Linked DNA regions of Homo sapiens: region 2 is linked to region 1. Evidence: chromatin loops called from intact Hi-C (ENCODE). Cell type or tissue: HCT116. All regions are shown on one strand. Region 1 overlaps ROR1 (receptor tyrosine kinase like orphan receptor 1). Region 2 overlaps EFCAB7 (EF-hand calcium binding domain 7).

Evidence for each region. A loop is a pair of places that touch in the nucleus more often than their neighbours do. Peaks named below come from ENCODE experiments on the same cell type or tissue, not always from the same donor. Only the 100,000 strongest peaks of a DNase experiment are listed, where the experiment ranks them.
Region 2: it touches region 1 in a loop (4-fold over the local background); 3 of 110 quality-filtered maps call a loop at or near these places.

The regions. Positions count from the first base shown.
Region 1 is chr1:64,134,026-64,142,025 of GRCh38, reverse strand. ROR1 (receptor tyrosine kinase like orphan receptor 1) reads right to left here. Exons shown (of 9, transcript NM_005012.4): 5 at 4,530-4,657; 6 at 1,600-1,917. Among named protein-coding and RNA genes, the nearest start is that of ROR1-AS1, 26 kb to the right of the region's middle. In HCT116, CTCF peaks have their summits at 4,546 and 4,746 (motif pointing right); a DNase peak (open chromatin) is centred at 4,755.
Region 2 is chr1:63,553,293-63,561,292 of GRCh38, reverse strand. EFCAB7 (EF-hand calcium binding domain 7) reads right to left here. Exons shown (of 14, transcript NM_032437.4): 9 at 5,778-5,935; 10 at 4,046-4,179. Among named protein-coding and RNA genes, the nearest start is that of EFCAB7, 34 kb to the right of the region's middle. In HCT116, a CTCF peak has its summit at 3,704 (motif pointing left); a DNase peak (open chromatin) is centred at 3,692.

The sequences.
Region 1 (8,000 bases):
ACATGAAATCATGTAATAAGGAATCTAGTTGGTATTGTAATTCACAGAACATGCTTATCAGAGGCTGTGCATTCTGGGTTTCTAACAAAAGTGGGGGCTATCTCTGTGCTGATGGGGTCGGCACCCTTGAGAAGCAGATCCCATTAAGAAGACCTCGCACGTGGCCAGAGGGGCTTAAAAGCACTGCAGAATCTACACAGTCGAACTGAACTGGAGTTTGGAGGAGTAATGACAATAATAATAATGTTGCTACTGAGCCCTTACCATGTGTTAAGCATTTTAGATGCACTCATTTACTTAACTCACAAAATAGTATTAACGATCAAAAGGAAACTGAAAAATTGCCGGTGAGATTAATTCTAGATGAAAGGGAAATGTACACTGAAATAGTCTTTTGCGTGGTGCTGCTGATGGGGTAGGGGATGGAGGCAAACCCATCTATATCTTTAAAATGGCGGTATGATATGGTTTGGGTCTGTGTCCCCACCAAATCTCATGTTGAATTGCAATCCCCAGGGTTGGAGGTGGGGCCTGGTGGGAGGTGACTGGATCACGGAAGCAGGGTTCTTGTGAATGGTTTAGCACAAACCCCCCGTGGTACTGTCCTTGGGATAGTAAGTTCTCATTCTCATGGCCGTTTAAAAGCATGTGGCACTTCCCCACTCACTCTCTTGCTCCTGCCATGTAAGAAGCTTGCTCTCCGTTCACCTTCTGCAGAAGCTGCTATACTCCCTGTACAGCCTGCAGAACCACACGTGAGCCAATTGAACTTCCTTTTTTTATCAATTACCCTGTCTCAGGTATTTCTTTATAGCAATGTGAGAATGTACTGATACATGCTATAATACACTTACCATTACATGTACCATTAGTGCATTTATTTAGTTCTTTCACAATATTGTACAACCTTCACCACTATAGGTTCTAGAACACTTATATTACCCTAAGAGGAAACCCCATATCTATTAAACAATCACTCTCCACTACCCCTAGCCTGGCCCCTGGTAACCGCTAATCTGAATTCTGTCTATATGGATTTATCTATTCTGGAAATTTCATATAAATGGATCATACAATGGTGTCTGGCTTCTTTTACTTAGTATAATGTTTTCCAGGTTCATCCAGGTTTGTAGCACGTATCTGTATTTCATTCCTTTTTATGGATAAATAATGTTTCACTGTCTGGATATACCACAATTTGTTTAACCGCTCCTCTACTGATGGCATTTGGGTCATTTCCACCTTTTGGCTATTGTAAATAGTGTTGTTATAAACATTCTCATATGAGTTTTTGTTTGAACATCTGTTTTCAGTTCTTTTGATTACATACTCAGGAGTAGAATTGCTAGGTCATATAGTAATTCTATGTTTAAGTTATTGAGAAACCAGCTCCAATATTTTAAAATTATTGTCTTCATGAAGCTTCTTGAAGATAACTATGTCTAATCCACCACTGAATGCTCAGGCACAGTACTCAGCCCATTGGAAAATAATTTGATTAACAGTATGAAAATCACTATGGGTCAAGGTCCAGTTTTCCCTGTGCCAACAGGTTGCTGACCCTTAGAAGAGCACAGAAGGTCAGGGGCTACCACTTACTTTTATTTATAGGATCTGCCATGGGAATTCCAATCCGGATACAGTTCGCAGCTTCTGGGCTCTCTGGCTGGGGGAGATCTTCACAGTTTGGCAGTTTCAGCCTCATCAGAATCATGGGATTTGATCTTGCAAAAATGTACTCTGTTTGACACAGGACATTCTCCAGGATTTCACATTCATCGCGACACAAGTCACGGGGCTTTGGGACGGATGAAGTTTCATCGCAGTACGGGAAGGCATAGTGGCACAGGGAAGGAATGGCGAACTGAGAACACTTATCAGATAAGTGACTGGAAGTGCCAATCATAGTGAAGGCAGCTGGAAAACAAACACAATTATTAACTCCCAGAGGCCAGGGTTTATCTTCTTTGGTTATCTAGTCAACGGATATCAGATATAAACACACATTGCAAGGAATCCGCCGTGCTGAAACAGACAAGGCCCAGAGAAGGAGATTCATTTCAGATGTCTAAGCAGCTTACTTTCACTGGCTTGAAAAAAACCATTTTGACTACAAAGTTAATAAAACAGGATTAAATTACATATGTACCATTTCCTAATAAAAAAATTAATTAAGTTAAAGTACAATATATTTTTCATTTTTTACTACAAAGCAATCGAACTTTGTGTTTCATCTGGTGCTTTTTATTAGTTTTGTGAGGCTTCTAAAACATTTGACAGCTGTAGGGACAGAACTTGTTTCCGCAGTGGCTGAGCCTGAGCACAGGATCCAGTTCTGTGTCTTGCTGGACGGCAAGAGTTGCTGGATGACTTAGGGTAACTTGCTTAATTTCTTTGTGGCTGGAATACTTTCTACTCCATCTTCTGAAAATGAGGCAACTCACTTGGAAGTTCTCAAAGAGCACAGTACAATTGTTCCAATGTGTATCATCGAATATTAGTGGTTCCTTAGCTTAATCTCTTACTAGTAGGGTAAGATGCACAAAAAGCGCACCAGCCTACCTTTGAATACCGCTATTGACAAGGAGCTTACACCTCACAAGGAAACCTAGGAGGTTGCTGATACATTATTTCCCCAAGTATGTTGCTCAGAACATTAATCATGTGAAATAGAATAGTGCTTGAGAAACAAGCCAACAAGTTTGGGAAACGCTGGGATAAACAAAGGTAAATGAATTTAAAAAAAAACTTTCCACCAGGCTGATACCCATTAGAAATCTCCAAGAGAGGATTTTTATAAATAGGTTACCAATTATTTACATCAAAACTTCCACTTTTTTTTTTTTTTTTTTTTTTTTTTTGAGACAGTCTCACTCTGTCGCCCAGGCTGGAGTGCAGGGTTACGCTCTCAGCTCAGTGCAACTTCTGCCTTCCAGTTTCAAGGGATTCTCATGCCTCAGCCTCCCACATAGCTGGGACTACAGGCATGTGCCACCACACCCAGCTGATATTTGTATTGTTTTTTAGTAGAGATGTGGTTTTGCTATGTAGGCCGGGCTGGTCTCGAACTCCTGGCCTCAAGTGATCTGCCCACCTCAGCTTCCCAAAGTGCTGGGATTACAGGAGTGAGCCACTGTGCCTGGCCCAAAATGTCTACTTGCTTTTGTGGATATTCAGTTAAAAGTACATTAAGGCATTCTTACATTAGGTTGAAATGGGTGTTTAACAGCTCCTCCCTGTCAGTCTTACTGCTCTTTGAAATTTCAGAATTCTCTTCCTGTTGAAATGAGGGCTTCAGAAAATGGCAACTACCTATTCCTACAGTTGCTTCTTTTGGTTGGTTAAAAAGTCCTCCAGGAGGCTGATGCAGGAGAATGGCATGAACCTAGGAAGCAGAGCTTGCAGTGAGCCGAGATCGCGCCACTGCATTCCAGCCTGGGTGACAGAGCGAGACTCCATCTCAAAAAAAAAAAAAAAAAGTCCTCCTCCCTCTTCCCCCCAGCCTCCTCTCAGTTCCTTCACATTCCTCATAGCACATAGCTTCCACATAGCTTCTGGGCCTTTTGCTGTTCTATGTTTCTGCCTTGGGTTTGTTCTTACCTCTCCTAGACCCTAGGGTTGCCAGATAAAGAAAAAGACAACGGTTACATTTTAATTTCAGATAAATATTTATGACATACTTATACTAAAAAATTATTCGTTGTTTATCTGAAATTCAAATGTTACTGGGTATCCTGAATTTTTATTTGCTAGATATGGCAACCTCATTAGAATGTCATGAAGACAATGTGAATGGATTGCAAAGGATACGTGACACAGAGGCATCATAACTACACTAATGGAAGGGGACAAAGCTGCTGTAACCACCAGAACGATGCGTGCAAAATCCTATGAGGCAGCCTATGCTACTTTAACTCATGTGTGCTAGTAAGTGCTTCGCTATTAGATTTCTATCAAAAGGATACTTTCAATTAAGAAAAATGAAGAGTGAAATATTGAAAGCTAGAGCAAGAAGAGACCAATGGTCATCTTGCTTCATCACTCATTTCACAGATGAAGAAGGGGACTTTTTGGGAAAGTAAGCGATTTCCCCAAAGTTCACTGTCATAATAGTTCTGGGATGAGTGTCCAGAACTCTAAACTCTAAATTCATCCCCTCTCAGTCGACATCATGTTGCTTCTAAACAGTAAGCTCTGTGAGGGCAGAGACGTACCTGGCTTATTTACACACCATCACCTCTCCCATTCAGATTCAGTTCCTGGTACGGTGAAAGCACTTAATAATATTTATTGAGTGTTTGAATGAATGTGAGATTTCACAAAGCTTCCTTTTCCTCTAAGAGCAACCTTCAATAAATTACTTTAATGTAAATTCCAGAGCACAGAGATCATGTCTCATGCTTTTTTATGGTCCTGCTCCCAACCTCCATGCTGAGCTTAATCCTTTGTCAAGAGAGGAGCTCAATAAAACTTTTGGCGAGAAAAATAGTTATTCAAGGGACAAATATAATTTCATTGGTGCTACCTACCTGTGATCTGATTTTCTATTTCCCCTTGCATGTGCAAAGACTCCATATAGACGGTGCGGTTGCCAATAAATCTTGCACATGCAATCCCTCTGTATGGCTGACAGAATCCATCTTCTTCATACTCATCTCTGAAAGAAAGCATAGACAGACATTAGCTGATGCACCACATACATACAGGGCACAGCAAGCTCTGACTGCGCGATACCCTAAATAGTCACTAGGGGGCACAGTTGGGCACAATATACAAAAGACTGGGCTAAGGAATTGGGCTTTTGCTCAGTTCTTAAAACATCTGTTGGTCACATTGGTCAAGTTTCCTACACCCCCAGAAAGTCATCCTGAAGCACAAAATCATCCTTAAATATGGGAGAAAATGCTTTTATTTTCGCAGCTGGTGGTGGGCTGGAAGATGATGTAGTTATAGGAGTAAAGAGGAAATGAGTTGGAAATCTGGGCACATGTTCTACAGTTTTTTGTTTTTTAAGCACAGATTATTTCTGCTTCATTTGCTACAAAGGCGTGGGCGAACAGATCCACTCCAACTGACACGTCAATTAGGGGGATCCATGGGGTGAGAAGCTGGGTGCAGCTGGAAAGAAACCCGAGGGTAGCCCAGTTAGGTGACTCTTCACTGCTGAACCTCCATTATCTCTACCCTGCCCAAAGAGGACCAGGGCAAACCATAGTCTGGAGAGTTTGAATTGAGTCACTAAATCCAAGGAAATCTAGAGAAAATGTCCATGGAAAGTTTGCTTTCATGCTTCTCTACAATTTAAAAAAATAGTCTTATTAAAATTTTGCGGCCTCAAAATTATAAGACTTTTTTTATAAGGAGGGGTAATAGATTTCATCTTGAAGACAGAGGGACACCAGAAATGACATGATTCATGTGCCAGGTAAAAGGACTGGAGATCTAAGGCTGGAGATGAAGACCCAAGATGGCAGGCTCAACCTGAAAGGGCAGAGGCTACCATCTCCCACGAGGGCCTACGATGAGCACAAGATCCCTCGAGTGCAGAACATCCAGCTGTTTCTCAAAGGCAGACCATAGCCAAACCAAAGTCTGCCTGCCACGTGTATAAGTTGACTTCAACCCTGGATGCTCCTCCTCAATATATCATCTCAAAAAAAAAAAAAAAAATACACCGTTTTTCCCCTTTGGTTTCTTCTAAGTAAAAATCCCTCAGAGCAAAGTCAGGAGAACAAAATTCTCTTCCTGAGTTTAACATTTGGGCATCCTTAGGCAAGCTGTCTGAGCCCTCTGAGCCACAATTTTCTCATCTACAAGTTGGACACAGTAACTGACTTCTCTGCCCTACATGGGAAAGTCATTATGATCCCATCAGATAATGTAAAAGCTTTTTTAAATTGTAGAGATAATATATGGCTATTCTTAAAGTATTTACAATGACCAAAGGGACATTTATTTAAAAGACAGTTATTTACTAAGCTCCCACATCGTAAGAGGCACTGCGGTTAGTGCTGTGGTGCTCACTTCCCAGCTTGAAGGTCTAGCGTAGGAGTCTAGAAAGTCAAAGTATAGGAGCAAACCAAGTGGAAAAATCACCTGATAGGACACTAATTTTCTGCTTCTCTCTACTCCCATTCATTAAAAGAATCATTTTAAAGGTGAAAGTGGGGGAAGTATCTTCAGTTTAGTACTGAAAATAGTTTGTGTTGCAAAGCTCTTAAAAACTTAACCTTTAAATACACATACAAATGAATATATCATATACCTGACATAAAGACATTGAAATTTTACTGTTGCACAATCCTGCAAGCACTCCACATGTTTACTTTCATAAATCCTAGAGTAATGCTGAAGCCTTTTTGGCTTAAATTTTACTTGGGTTGTAAAATTAACCCAACTTTTATTGGGTAACTAATACCATAAACCTATGGGGAGAAAGAAGGTTCTTGATGACCCACACTTGGATCTTGGAAACCTAAGTACAGAGACCAGAATACACCCCCATGCCACCCCCCTGCTATTACAGATGATGCTTTTCTATCCCTAGGCATTAGCAGAGCCCTGGATTTTTAAGGTGTCATTATGAGAACACTTCTTTCTCCCCCACATTAAACTCTCAAGGCTTCAATTTATATCTCTTGGGAGGACAAAACCCTGGAATTACCCCCAGATATAAATCCCCAACCTACTGGGAGTTCCCATATTTTATGTGTGAGGCTTAGGCTAAACTTCTTACCACCTTTCCAGTTCAAGACTCTTAAAAAGACTCTTTGAATACTTTTTTTCAGAATAAAATGGAATGCAATTCCTTGGCTGCACATTTCTTATCAAAGGCTTAGAACTGCAGGTGTATTAAATTTTTGACTATTCCCAGAATTCCTACTATCCTGTTCAGTCTCCTGGGAGACAGATTTTTTAAAAAAGAACACAAAAAAACCCCAAAACCAGTATGTACTGTTATCTGCTGGGGAGTGGTTCTGTCTTGGCTCCTTATGAGAATCGCCTTGGCAGCACACTGGGAGGCCGAGACGGGTGGATCATCTGAGGTCAGGAGTTCAAGACCAGCCTAGTCAACATGGTGAAACCCCATCTCTACTAAAAATACAAAAATTAGTTGGGTGTGGTGGCAGGTGCCTGTAATCCCAGCTAGTCAGGGGGCTGAGGTAGGAGAATCACTTGAACCCAGGAGGTGGAGGTTGCAGTGAGCCAAGATCATGCCACTTCACTCCAGCCTGGGTGACAGAGTGAGACTCCATCTCAAAAAAAAAAAAAAAAAAGAATGAAAGAATCTCCTTGAGAAGCTTTAGGAAATACGAATGCCCAGGCCCCACCTTAGACCTATTAAATCATAGTCTCTGGGGATGAGGCTTAGGTATCTATGCTTAAAGAAACCTATCAGGTGATTTGAATGTGGTTGAGAACCACAACACTGAAAAAAACCAAACATGTATTAAGTGTCTGCTGCTCTGGGCTGGGTACTGTGTTAGGTGCTTTCTTCAAAGCAGCCCCTGATGAGCTATTATCCTTATTTTACGAGAGAGAAACTCAAATTCAGAGAAGTTAAGTAACTTGCTCAAATTCACAAAGTCAGTCTGTGGTGGAGCTAGGATTTAAACTGAAACTCAAGATGAGGCCACTATCCCATGTTGTTAGATCTGTAACTATGTTCTGCGTTTCAATACTACTCTTAGTTAAATCAGCCTACTCGAGAAAGAGACCTTATAACGAGTCTTGATTCTGTATCAGATACTGCTAAGTTTTATATACTTACAAAACAGATACTAAGTCATTTTATCCCAACAACAATCTTATAAAAAAAGGTAAAGATGTAATTATTCCTGTTCTACAGATGAGAAAAGTGAGACTCAGAAAGCATAGAGAACTTATCCAAAGTTACGCAGCAAGTAGAAGAGCTAGATTTGCTCTAAATAGTGTTTCTAACCACACTCTATAACTTCTTTCCAAGTGGCTTGGCAATGGAGTTTTTGCACTGCTTAGAG
Region 2 (8,000 bases), 580 kb after region 1:
CCCAAACTACTGAGTTTCAGAAAGAAAAACGGGAATAGTGTCATATTTAAGGAGATTACTATATGCCTGATTCCTCTAATTTTAGCTAAATTGTCCCCAAGTCTTGAAAGACTGACAGATAATGGGGAGCACTTTGGAATCCATGAATCAACTACATTTTCCCAGGTAAGTCTATGCCTGTTTTAACACTATTTATGAGCAAAACTAAATTTACCTAGAAGTATCTAGACATGCATAATTCCTGAATTTGTCTGTAACATGGATAATAAGTCGTTATTTATTATGGATATTTTGTTAGCTATCCTACAACAGGGAAGATTTTATTTCCTAACTTCCATCTATAATATATCCAAGGGAAATGGGTAGTCTTATTTGAGATGGCATCTCTTTTGTGTGCATTATTGTGAGAAAAGCAGCAGAGACATAACTGTGTAAAACCGGTTGACTGATTAATAGCTTAAAACATTTAGAAGCCGGGCACGGTGGCTCACGCCTGTAATCCCAGCACTTTGGGAGGCCAAGGCAGGTGGATAGCCTGAGCTCAGGAGTTCAAGACCAGCCTGGCCAACATGGTGAAACCCCATCTCTACTAAAAATACAAAAAATAAAATTAGCCCGGCATGCTGGCATGCACCTGTAGTCCCAGCCACTTGGGAGGCTGAGGCAGAGAATCACTTGAACCTGGGAGGCGGAGGTTGCAGTGAGCTGAGATCGTGCCACTGTACTACAGCCTGGGTGACAGAGTGAGACTCAGTCTCAAAAAAAAAAAAAAAAAAAAAAGTTAAGAGTTTAAAGTTATTCATAACTTTTTCAAGGGGAAAAAATAAATGCAGATTAAATTCAATCATGAAGAGAAATGGTAGCCACAAAAATCGAGGTTAGAGCTACTATGTAGAAACGATGAAAAAAATATTTGACATATAATACAAATACATTAAGAAACCTATCTAGATACTGTACTATAGAGACTATCAAAAACGAATCTACTTTTTAAAACTTAAAATTCTCAATCCTCATTAATTTTTAAAAAATTAACACTTGGGCCAGGCGCAGTGGCTCACGCCTGTAATCCCAGCACTTTGGGAGGCTGAGGCGGGCAGATCATGAGGTCAGGAGATCGAGACCATCCTGGTTAACATGGTGAAACCCCATCTCTACTAAAAATACAAAAAATTAGCCGGGCGTGGTGGCGGGTACCTGTAGTCCCAGCTACTCGGGAGGCTGAGGCAGAATGGCGTGAACCCGGGAGGTGAAGCTTGCAGTGAGCCAAGATCACGCCACTGCCCTCCAGCCTAGGCAACAGAGCAAGATTCCATCTCAAAAAAAAAAAAATTATTAACACTTGACTCCAAGACTTACTATAAAGCCACAGCAATCAAGACAGTGTGGTAATGGTGAAATAATGATGAATAGATCAATGGAACAGAATAGAGAGCCCAGAAATAGACCGACATAAATATATTCAACTGATATTTGACAAAGGAGCAAAGGCAATTCAATGGAGAAAGGATAGTCCTTTGTAAATGATATTGTAATGGTGGATACATGATGTTACATATTTGTCAAAACCCATAGAACTGTACAAGACAAGAGTGAACCCTCCAGGGGTTTGAGACCAGCCTGGGCAACATGGTGAAACTCATCTCAACAAAAAAATACAAAAATTAGCCAGGTGTGGTGGCACACACCTGTAGTCCTAGCTACTCAGGAGGCTAAGGTGAGAGGATCGCTTGAGCCTGGAGGCAGGGGTTGCAGTGAGTTGAGATTGCACCACTACACTCCGTCCTAGGCTAACAGTGACTCAAACAAACAAACAAAAAGACTGAACCTAATGTAAACTATGAACTTTAGTTAATGATTATGTATCAATAATTCACTCATCAATTGTAACAAAGGTATCATACAAATGCAAGATGTTAATAATAGGGAAAACTTGTGGGTGAGGAGGAATATATGGAAGATTTCTATTTTTTTTTTTTTTTTTTTTTTTTGAGACAGAGTCTCACTCTGTCACCCAGGCTGGAGTGCAGCAGCATGATTTTGGCTCACTGCAACCTCCACCTCCCAAGCTCAAGTGATTCTCCTGCCTCAGCCTCCCAAGTAGCTGGGATTATAGGTACCTGCCACCACACTTGGATAATTTTTGTATTTTTAGTACAAGTGGGGTTTCACCATGTTGGCCAAGCTGGTCTTGAATTAATGACCTCAAGTGATCCACCCACCTCAGCCTCCCAAAGTGCTGGGATTACAGGCCAATTTTTTTTTTTTTTTCTTTTTAAGAGACAATTTGCTCTGTTGTCCAGGCTGGTCTTGAAATCCTGGCCTCAAGTAATCCTACTGCCTTAGCCTTCCAGAGTGCTAGGATTATAGGCATGAGCCACAGCACCCAGCCTGTTTTTTCTGTAAACCTAAAATTGCTCTAAAAATAAAGTTTATTAGGAGGCAGTGCTTGCAGTGAGCCGAGATCACGCCACTGCACTCCAGCCTGGGCAACAGTGTGAGACTCCATCTCAAAAAAATAAATAAATAAATAAACAAAATAAAGCTTATTAATAAACAAAATAAAAATAAAGCATCTTTAAGTGTAAAAAAAGTTTATTAAAATAATCTTACAGATAAACAGTACATTTTCTTATTATTCAGGGGAAACATTAAAACCTTAAAAGCTCTCATTTCTTTGCAATATTATTAATGTTGGTAAAGTAGACATTCCTCCAAATCATTTTTCAAGTCAATAACTCTTGGAGACTTTTTGATAGCATTGAGTTCAAAGTTCTGGAGCCTATCTGTGAAACTTTCTTGCTGTGTAGCCTTGGTCAGGTTACTTAACCTCTAATTCTATTTCCTGATTTATAAAGTGAGAATAATAAAGTACTACTTCATAGAGTTGGTGTGTAGAAGTGCATAGATCAGCAGCTGGTACATGGTAGATGGTAAGCTATCAAAAAATGTTAACCGTCAACTCTGCCAATTCAATTAAAATTTTAAATTAGAATTTTACTTATCACAAACTTTACCATCAGAAAGCCACAAATTCACTCTTATGGAATGTTCTCTAGTGCCAATTAAAAGATTATATCATTAAAGTTACAAGATAATTACATCTTCCTATAGGTAATACTCTATTATGTATATTATGAATTTTATTAATCACAGTTTAATATTATAAATCAATATACATGTATTGCTGTTGATTATATTAACTTTCAGCTAAAATAGAAATACTGAAAGATTCCTTTATATAAATAATATACTTCTCTACCCTACTTGCTGTCTAGGTAAACAGACTCCCAACCTGGCTCACTTTGCCAAGCTTAGACCATTTTAAGACCCACATATAGCTATCCCAGTGAAAGCATACGTGAGTTAATCTCTCTTGACTGAATTCTGGTCTCCTCATACCTCTTGTTCTGTGATCTATAGTTGGCTATGGCTTTTTGGTTTTCCCTCGACCTTGGGGTCTTTGGCTTAAATATGCAAGTATGTCTTCCCAGACTCCTTCTAAGTGATAACTGACTTTGCCTCATTCTCAGTGATTTTCTTTGTCCATCTTGGCATTTTTGGCTTCAATATTTCCATAAATGGACTTTTTAAATTCAACTCAAATACGAAAAGCACTGAAGAATGTTTAACATGTATAATATAAGCAACTTCCTGGAAACCTTAATTTGTGAGTAAAACTCTAGCTTTTTGGCTTTTTGCTGCCCTCTCCTGGTCACAGTTTGTGGTTCTTGACCACTTCAGGCCCAGTGGTATCAAGCGCAAGGACAAGTTTTTTGTCTTCTAAACCCCGAAGAGTAGAGAATCAAAACTAAAATTATGATTAAGTAATTCACACTTTCTTTTAACTTGAGTATTATACCAACTATCGGTTTAAGAAAAATAAATGTTTAAGTTTTTATGATCTACAAACAATACTACTTTCAAACTGTCCTAAATGCTATAATAATATTTCATGCAGAAGTTTGACTTCTCATTTCTTAGAGATGAAAAGGTGCTATATATATATTTTTATACATCTGTTAAGGAAAAGAAAAGTGCTTACCTCTGCAGACAGCCCAAGCATCTTCATCACATTTCTCACCACTTGTTCTCAATTCAAAAAAATTATATTCTTCAAGGCTAAGAAGACCATTTCCATCTAAATCAATTACTTCAAATATATCTGATAAAGTAGACCTAAAATTATAAAAATAGCTAGTTATTTCTTGTCACTAAGGCAACTACGCTGAAGAAGGGTTTTTTTTTTTTTTTTGAGACGGAGTCTCACTCTGTCACCCAGGCTGGAGTGCAGTGGCGTGATCTCGGCTCACTGCAAGCACCGCCTCCTGGGTTCACGCCATTCTCCTGCCTCAGCCTCCCGAGTAGCTGGGACTATAGGCGCCCGCCACCACACCTGGCTAATTTTTTTTTTTTTTTGTATTTTTAGTAGAGATGGGGTTTCTCTACTAAAAATTTTAGCCAGGATGGTCTTGATCTCCTGACCTCGTGATCCGCCCGCCTCAGCCTCCCAAAGTGCTGGGATTACAGGCGTGAACCACCGCGCCTGGCTGAAGAAGGGTTCTATGAGGATAACATTCAAAAGGAAGTAATATAGCGTTACACAATTTCTGTAAACTATAAAGTTAATGTAACCAAATACAGTTTTGGCTCAGTCCAGTATTACATGAGATAAAAAAGCTTCTAGAACAACCACAGTATCTCAACACACAGTAAGAACTCAATGAATAGTAGTAGTTCCCTTCTTTTTTCCTTTCTCCAATCTACTTTCTTCTTCCTCTCTACCAATAGGGAGAAATTGTCGATGTTTGACTGAAGTTGACTTGCCAAATGTGTAGAACCCACAAGTAAATGAAAATCCCAGATCTGCAAATGGAGGAACATTTTCAGATGCCTAGAGAATGAGCTGTTTTGTTTTGATATATATATTTATGGTGTACAATGTGATTTTTTGATATATGTAGACAATGTGAAATGACTAAAGCTAATTAACATAGCCATTATCTCATATATTTATCATCTTTTTTTCTAGTGGGAACATTTAATATCTATTCTCTTAGCAATTTTCAAGGATACAATATATAACTATAATCACCATATTGTCAACAGATCTCCTGAACTTATTCCTCTTATCAAACTGAAATTTTGTATCCTTTCACCAACATATCCCCAACCCCCCCACTACTTCCAGCTGCTATAACCACTCTTCTACTCTCTGTTTCTATGGGTTTGACTTTTTAAGATCCCACATATAAGGCTGGATGTGGTGGCTCACACCTATAATCCCAGCACTTTGAAAGGTTGAGGCAGGATGCTCGCTTGAGGCCAGGAGTTTGAGACCACCCTGGGCAACATAGCGAGACTCCCATCTCTTTAAAAAAATTAGCCAGGCATGCTGGCAAGCCCCTGTAATCCCAGCTACTGCTACTCAAGAGGCTGAGCTGGGAGGATCACCTGAGCCCAGGATTCTGAGGCTTCAGTGAGCAATGATTGTGACAGTGTACTCCAGCCTGGGTAACAGAGCAAAACTCTGTCTCTATTTAAAAAAAAAAAAAGTTCCCACATATAAGTGAGATCATGCAGTATTTATCTTTCTGTGCCTGGCTTATTTAACTTAGCAGAACATCCTCCAAGTTCATACAGGTTGTTCACAAGAGTTGAATTGGTGAATTAGAATCTGAGGATGGGGGTGGGAGCTGGCCAAAGGGAGTAACACAGGCTATTAATATCTATCCAGTCTAGATGTTATAATTCTAACATTAATAAACAAAACTTACTTAAATTCCTTTGTAAGGAATAATTCCCCTGTTTCATCTCTATATACAAGTTGGGCTTCATCTGTTACTGGTTTTATTTTTTTCCTCAGCCTACAGCCAGTTGTGGAAGGAATTAACCAGTAAATTCCAGGTCCTAGTTCACCAGTCCATCCAAACACCTTTTCTCAAAACAATGAAATAAAACAATCATCAGTCTTAATCTTTTCATCTTTTAATTTAAAGCTTTTAATATTTCTTCTGAAAGGGACACATTAGAAATGATTTTTAAATCAATATTTACAAATTCTATTATAGTCCTATCAGTCTTTTTACAGGTTTCAAATTCTTTTTGTTAATGGTAATCCCATTATGAGATCATTAGATACAGCAGTTCTTTATATATTTTTGAAACAAATGCCTAAAACTGTAATAGGTAAGTTATATATCTTCTAAATCTTCCCCAACAATCTTCAAAAATATCTGTGATGCAAATACCTTCAACAGGAAGCAAAGATAAATCGTAGGGTAATTTTTTAATGCAAATACTGAGCTCCTTTGAAAAAAAGTAATAATATTCTAGATTATGGTTTCCTAATTTGATTCAAATATATGATATCTAAATCAGATTTCAATGACATAAAATAAAAATTAAATATATTTTGAAATGGTTTACTATTTGTATAAATTAATCACATTTGTAAGAGCTCAATTATGTGGATGAAAGCACTGGAACTTCACTTTTTTTAATGTAATATGGACTATAAAATAAGACACAGAATCCCAAATAAACCAGCTTTATATGAAATTCTGTTTCCTATCAAATGTTGGATATTTATCATGGGTACCAGAACATTTGTACAGGAAAACATTTTATTCTCCAGTTCTATAAAGAAAGCAGGCTGGGCATGGCGGTTCACGCCTGTAATCCCAGCACTTTGGGAGGCCAAGGTGGGTGGATCATTTGATGTCAGGAGTTTGAGAACAGCCTGGTAAACTTGGTGAAACCCCACCTCTACTAAAAATACAAAAATTAGCTGGGCATGGTGGCGGGCGCCTATAATCCCAGCTACTTGGGAGGCTGAGGCAGGAGAATCACTTGAACCCGGAGGTGGAGGTTGCAGGGAGCTGAGATCGTGCCATTGTACTCTAGCCTGAGTGATAGAACGAGACTCTGTCTCAAAAACAAAAAAACAAAAGAAAGAAAGAAAGCAAATGGTATCTCTCTATGTACCTCCTAAGAGCTTTTTGGAGCCCAAAGGTTTCCTATAAAAGCTAGCAGCTGTCTCTGTTAAATATATTAAATCTAAACAATTCTTAGTTGTGTGTAATAGCTAAGTGCCCTTCAGCACAGACTAACCCAAGAGAATCCTTTCACGTATTATGTCCAAAAATTCCTTTTAAAACCCAGGTATAAGGCCAGACACGGTGGCTCATACCTATCATCCCAGCACTTTGGGAAGCCAAGGTGGAAAGATTGCTTGAAGCTAGGAATTGGAGACCAGCCTGGACAACATAGCGAGATCCTATCTCTAAAAATAACAACAATAATAATAATGCATCTATAGTCCCAGCTACTTGAGATGCTAAGGCAGGAAGATCATTTTCACCCAGGAGTTCAAGGTTACAGGGAATTGCATCACTGCACTCCAGCCTGGGCAGCAGAGTGAGACCCTATCTCTAAATAAATAAACAAACAGACAAACAAAAACCAACTTAGGTATATTTTAGGTCATTCTGGAGACTCATATATGAAATAATGTTGCTCATCTAAGTTCTGGGTTTAGTTCCATTTCTGCCCTGGCAACTCAGAGAAATCATAATCTTCTTAAGGTCACCAGGTCCTATTTTGATACAAGAAGAAATCCAATATAACCGAAAGTCATTTTTAAGACTAAATGTTGGCCAGGCTGGTGGCTCAAGCCTGTAATCCCAGCACTTTGGGAGGCCAAGGCAGGCGGATCATGAGGTCAAGAGATCGAGACCATCCTGGCCAACATGATGAAACCCTGTCTTTACGAAAAATACAAAAATTAGCTGGGCATGGTGGCACACGCCTGTAGTCCCAGCTACTTGAGAGGCTGAGGCAGGAGAATCACTTGAACCCGGGAGGCGGAGGTTGCAGTGAGCAAGATCGCACCACTGCACTCCAGCCTGGCGACAGAGCAAGACTCCGTCTCAAAACAAACAAACAAACAAACAAAAATGAAATGTTTACCAAATCCATCCTTTGAAAAGCATAACCTT